2 separate regions of the Homo sapiens genome follow, and region 1 is linked to region 2. The links are chromatin loops, found by intact Hi-C in ENCODE. Cell type or tissue: heart right ventricle. All regions are shown on one strand.

Region 1 (2,500 bases), 59 kb before region 2:
GTCATGTGATAGCAATAAAAATGGTGATAGGGATAGAGATGATCGTGGGAGTGGTAATAGTAATGGTTATGATAAAGACTGGAGCAATTAAACATGGTGATAATTATGATAGCCAAGAAACCAATAGATCTACTCACTGGGTCTGTATCTTCTACCTTACTTTTATTTAAATATTTTTCTGGCAATACTCTCCATCTTAGCTTTACTTTACTTTCCATCTTTCACTTTTTCTGATGAATTAGACAATTGAGCCAATCAATAAAGACATAGTGCAGCTGCTGGTGTCTAGAAGAGTAGTTGGGTTCTCTGGTTTCGTTTGTTGTTGGGAAAGTCATAATTTAGGTAGTATCATTCCCCCATTTCCACTAAAGTCAAAACAGGAAAGAATTGGCATTAGGAAATAAAGTTAAAAATTACAAAGAGCCTCCTGATGGTAAAGAATGCAACACTGAAAAGTTACCTGAGAATGGCCGTGGAATGTCCTACCTTTGAGGTGGCTTAAAACAAGACAGAGACCCCCACTGGCCTGTATGACTCATGCCTAAAGGCAGGGGGTGAACATAATGAGCTCTGTAGATTAGGACCAGTTTCAGGAGTCTGATTCTTTTGCTTGCTAGGCAGAAAAAGAAAGTGGATTTGTCTGCTGAAACCTGGGGTTCCACCTCTGAGGCTAATGGGTGAGGAGATGAGAAAAGAAGGGCAGGGAAGAGAAGAGGCAATGCATTCTGGCAGTTTAGAGAAATGTTAGAGTTCTTGTCCAGATTCTTTGTGGTTCTGAGTGGGAGGTGACCCAGGATGTGGGCCTTTGTGGTTCTGCCTCCAGCTTTGCATCTGCCAAGAGGCCGCCCTTCAGGGACATGGCTTTCCTGCCCCAGCCAGGCTGTGGTAAGAGGGAGGGGGAGAGGAAGGAAAGAGGGAGGGGACACTGCTCACAATTCCCGGGAGGAATCTGGTTTCTCCCACAAACTCTTGGAGCTCTTACCTCCCCCGCAGTTCCCCTTTCCCCTCCCTCTTCTCAGTTTCCTGATTTCTGAAGGCCACTCACTAAAGCCCCACCAGGGACAAGCTTCCTGCAGCAACTGGATGGGTACCAAGGCAGATGGTCACATGTCAAGGAAGGGGACACAGAATCTTGCCCAAATAACATAGGCTTTAGAGTGAGAAGCAGGGCCAAGTCATAACTCCATTACTTACACACTGTGTGACTTTAGGCCTAGCAAGGCCATTCTCTGAGCCTCAGTTTCTCCCTCTGTAAAATGGGAACTGACCTCACAGAGTTTTAGAAGGATTAAATGAGATAATGTATGTAAGGCGTCTAATACACTACTTGGCACCTAGTAGATATTCAAGAAATATTCATTTTCTTCCTCCCTTACCCCCATCCCTTTTAGGGGAGAGTAAACATAGCTTAATCCTCTTACCAGGCTTCTACCTGGGCACAGACCCTTCTCATCTCACTTGCTCTGCCATCTGAGGCTCCTCCCCACATCCTCCATGAGACTGGCGACATCCACATTTTAAGATTAAAGGGGCCATGCATCCCTTCTTAACTTGGGTGCTGGATTTGGAGTTGGAGGACTTGCTAATGGTGTGACCCTGGTAATTGCTTAACTTTTCTAGGCCTCAGTTTCCTCATCTGAAAATAGGGATAATCATCCCTGCTTTGCCAGCCTTGCAGGGTTGTTATGAGATTCCAATGAGATCATTCTTTGGGAAGTGCAAAGCAGTGGATATGTGTGGGTGTTATTAGCTCGGTCCAGGAGGGAGGGAGGGGAGGCTTAATCCCTGGAGACTGAATTAGCACCCACCTCAGGGGATTTTCTCATTGGGGACACCAGGGCCAAAGTATTCAGAGGTTCAGGGGTGGCTGGGGGCATAGAATTGGAGCTCAGCCATGAGGCTATCCATGTACAGCTTGGGTGGGGTGGGACGGGGGAGTTCATTTATGTCTTTTGGCATAAGTCACATGTAAATATGTCAATTATGGGGTTTGAGTCAACTGTCTGTGGACCGCTTGAGCCAGATGGCAACCCCAAAAGGCCGATGGCCTCTCTCCCTTTCTTTCTCCCACCTTCTGCTTCTCCTGAGGTCAGAACTTGAGTTGACCAGTGTCTGAAGTTGGCCGATTCTTCCCCACCTGCCACAGAGAATTGTCAGCTATGCCCTTGTGGGTGACCTGAAGTCTGAGTCGGGTTTTTGCTGAGTTGAGAGTTTTGACAGCTGCAGATATTGATGGTACTCTCTGCCCGCATGACACGGGCTCAGTGTCTGAGGCCTCACAGCCCTCAAGCCCGCATGGATAGCCTTCTTTCTCACATGCGTCCTTCTCCCTGGTTGTCCTCACCAATGGCCCACTCTTCTTTCTCACAGTAATGGCCAAGTTCTTCCCACCTTAAGGTCTCATCAGTGGGTCCTCTTCTTCCTGACCAGCATCTAATTCTCTACCCTCTTTTGGGGCAGCCAGGGGGCCCCGTGCCTGCCACATGCCCTAGGCTGACCA
Region 2 (2,500 bases):
ACGTGGTGGCACACGCCTGTAATCCCAGCTACTCGGGAAGCTGAGGCAGAAGAATCACTTGAACCCAAGAGGTAGAGGTTGCATTGAGCTGAGATCACACCACTGCACTCCAACCTGGGCAATAGAGCAAGACTCTGTCTTAAAAAAAGAGTCTAGGCTCTGGTGTACGGCTACCTGGCTTTGATTCTACCACCTGTTCCCTGCCAGCTGTGTGATCTTGGGCAAGTTACTTCACCTCCCATAGCCCCAGTTTCCTTGTCTGTAAAGTGAGGCTAATGATGGTATGTACTCTTAAGATTGTTATGAGGATTAAATGAGTTGATATGTGGAAAGTGTCTAGAACAGTGCCTGGTATACCATATACAATAATCCATCCCTGATAAGTGTTTTATGAGTGTTTTACCACTGTCCTCCATGGGCTCCCTTAGATGAAGGAGTGGAGAGAGGCAAGAGAGCTGGGTTTGGGAAATACAGGGCAGAGGGTCGCTCCAATCCCTGTAGAATTTAAGTCCTCCCACATTTGGACAATAGTATCAGGCGTCTTCCAGCAGGGAGCCCGAGTGACCCAGCAATTGCACTTCTGGGAATTCATCCTAAGGAAATAATGGGTCAAGAGAGCAAAGATGTATGTACCAGGATGTTCATTGCCATGGTGTCTATTATAGTGAAAAACAGCTTGCTTACATGAATTATGGCATATTCATACACAGTCACCATTAAAAACAACAATGTGGCTTTTTCAGTCCTGACAAGGAAAGAGATCCCTGATCTAGTTGTTAAGGAAAGAAATGCAGGTAGGCAGTGCCGGGGAGAGGAGGTCTTGGAGCATCAGGGCTAGAGAAGGGAACCCATTCATATTTCTGAAGCACCCCATAATGATTTACTATGAGCCTTCACTACTTTTCTAATTAAAAGAAAACAAGCAACAAAATTATTTCCATTTTGAAAACATAATCTCACAGTCTCAGAACCTCCAGCTGGAAAGTAGTCATCTGCATGAGGCCGCTGAGGATTTCCCTGGACAGGAGAGAACTTCCCACTTGGGAGCAGGCCCAGAATTTCTTCTCCCTCCCAGCCCTTCTCCCTGCCAAGAAGCAAGGGTGGAGGGGGGGCGGTGGGGGAGCAAAAAGGCCTGGTGGAGTCAGACAAACCTGGCTTTTGCTGCTAAAACAAAGTTTCAATACTACTGGCCAACATGACCTTCCTCATTCATTCATTCATTCATTCATTCATTCATTTGACAAATATTTATTGAGCACCAACTATGTGCCTAGACTAAGTGATGAGAACACAGCAGTAAGTGAAATAGACAAAAATCCTTGCTCTCATGGAGCTCCCATTTTAGTGAAGGCAGACAGACAGTAAGCAGGACAGATACTATGGGGAGTCTATGGGATGGTGAGAAGCACTATGGAGAAAAAGAAAACAACAAGTGAGAAGGGTGAATATGGTGCCAGGGTGGAGGAGCAATGCAAAATAGAGTGTAAGGGAAGGCCTCCCTGAACAAGTGAAATGGAAGTAAACACCTAGAGCAGGTGGAGAAAGCCATGTGGAGAATTTGGAGGAAGAGCACTCCAAGCAGAGGGAATAACCAAGTGCAATGGCCTTGAGGCGGGAGGGGTGTTTGGTGTATTAAAGTAGAAAAAAGAGGCCAAGCAGGCTGAAGCGGGAATACTGAAGGGGAGAGGAGGAGTAGATTAATTTCAAGAGGAAACAAGTGTGAAAGTAGATGGGACTTGGTAAGCCATGCTAAGGCTTTGGCGTTTACCCTGACTGCCATGTGGGGCCAAGGGCAGGGTTTTGAGCAACAGAAGTGACAAGGGCTAAACCTAAGCAGGTTGTAACAGGATCACTTTAGCTGCTGTCCTGAAAACAGACGGAAGTGGGAAGGGCCAAAGAGGGAAGCAGGGGACCAATTAGGAGGCTAAGACAGTAATCCAGGTGAGAGGTGGTAGGTGCCTCACACCAGAGTGGCAGTGAAGGTGGAGAGAGCTAATTGCTACCATAGTCGCTTTCTATTCTATTCTTTCTGCTCTAGTCTGCTTTATTTCTATTCTCCCCCAACTTCACAATGAGCTGTGGCAACCACTCTTCTACAGTAAGAATAAGACGTTCAGCATGTCCCAATATAGAAATACTTTTCTTAGCCCAGCTCCACCTCAACCTGCTGCCAGGTCCCTGCCTGCTCTTGAAGCCTAGGCTTAGACTGTCATCTCTGTGAAGGCAGGGACTTTTGCCTGTTTGGTTTACCGCTGTACCTCCAGTGCCTACAACAGTATCTGGTGATTACTTGGCACTGAATGAATGGATGGATGGATGGATGGATGGATGGATGGATGGACGAACAGTGCAGTGGAAGTCTAAAGAAGGGAGCAAGGAATTAAGCCTGACGGTGGGAGGAGGAGAGGGGTGGAGATGGGTGGACACGTCTGATTTGCCTATTCAGCCAAAGCCCTAGAGAGCAATCCTTAGCCTCAGAACATACCCGCAGGCACAGGTG

Evidence for each region. Hi-C counts contacts between places; a loop is a spot of excess contacts. Peaks named below come from ENCODE experiments on the same cell type or tissue, not always from the same donor. Only the 100,000 strongest peaks of a DNase experiment are listed, where the experiment ranks them.
Region 1: it touches region 2 in a loop (6-fold over the local background); 29 of 110 quality-filtered maps call a loop at or near these places.

Annotation. Positions count from the first base shown.
Region 1 is chrX:68,937,869-68,940,368 of GRCh38, forward strand. No RefSeq gene overlaps it. Among named protein-coding and RNA genes, the nearest start is that of EFNB1, 110 kb to the left of the region's middle. In heart right ventricle, no CTCF peak of the experiment used is centred here; no DNase peak of the experiment used is centred here; H3K27ac peaks cover 1,417 bases.
Region 2 is chrX:68,997,062-68,999,561 of GRCh38, forward strand. No RefSeq gene overlaps it. Among named protein-coding and RNA genes, the nearest start is that of PJA1, 170 kb to the right of the region's middle. In heart right ventricle, no CTCF peak of the experiment used is centred here; a DNase peak (open chromatin) is centred at 1,070; H3K27ac peaks cover 997 bases.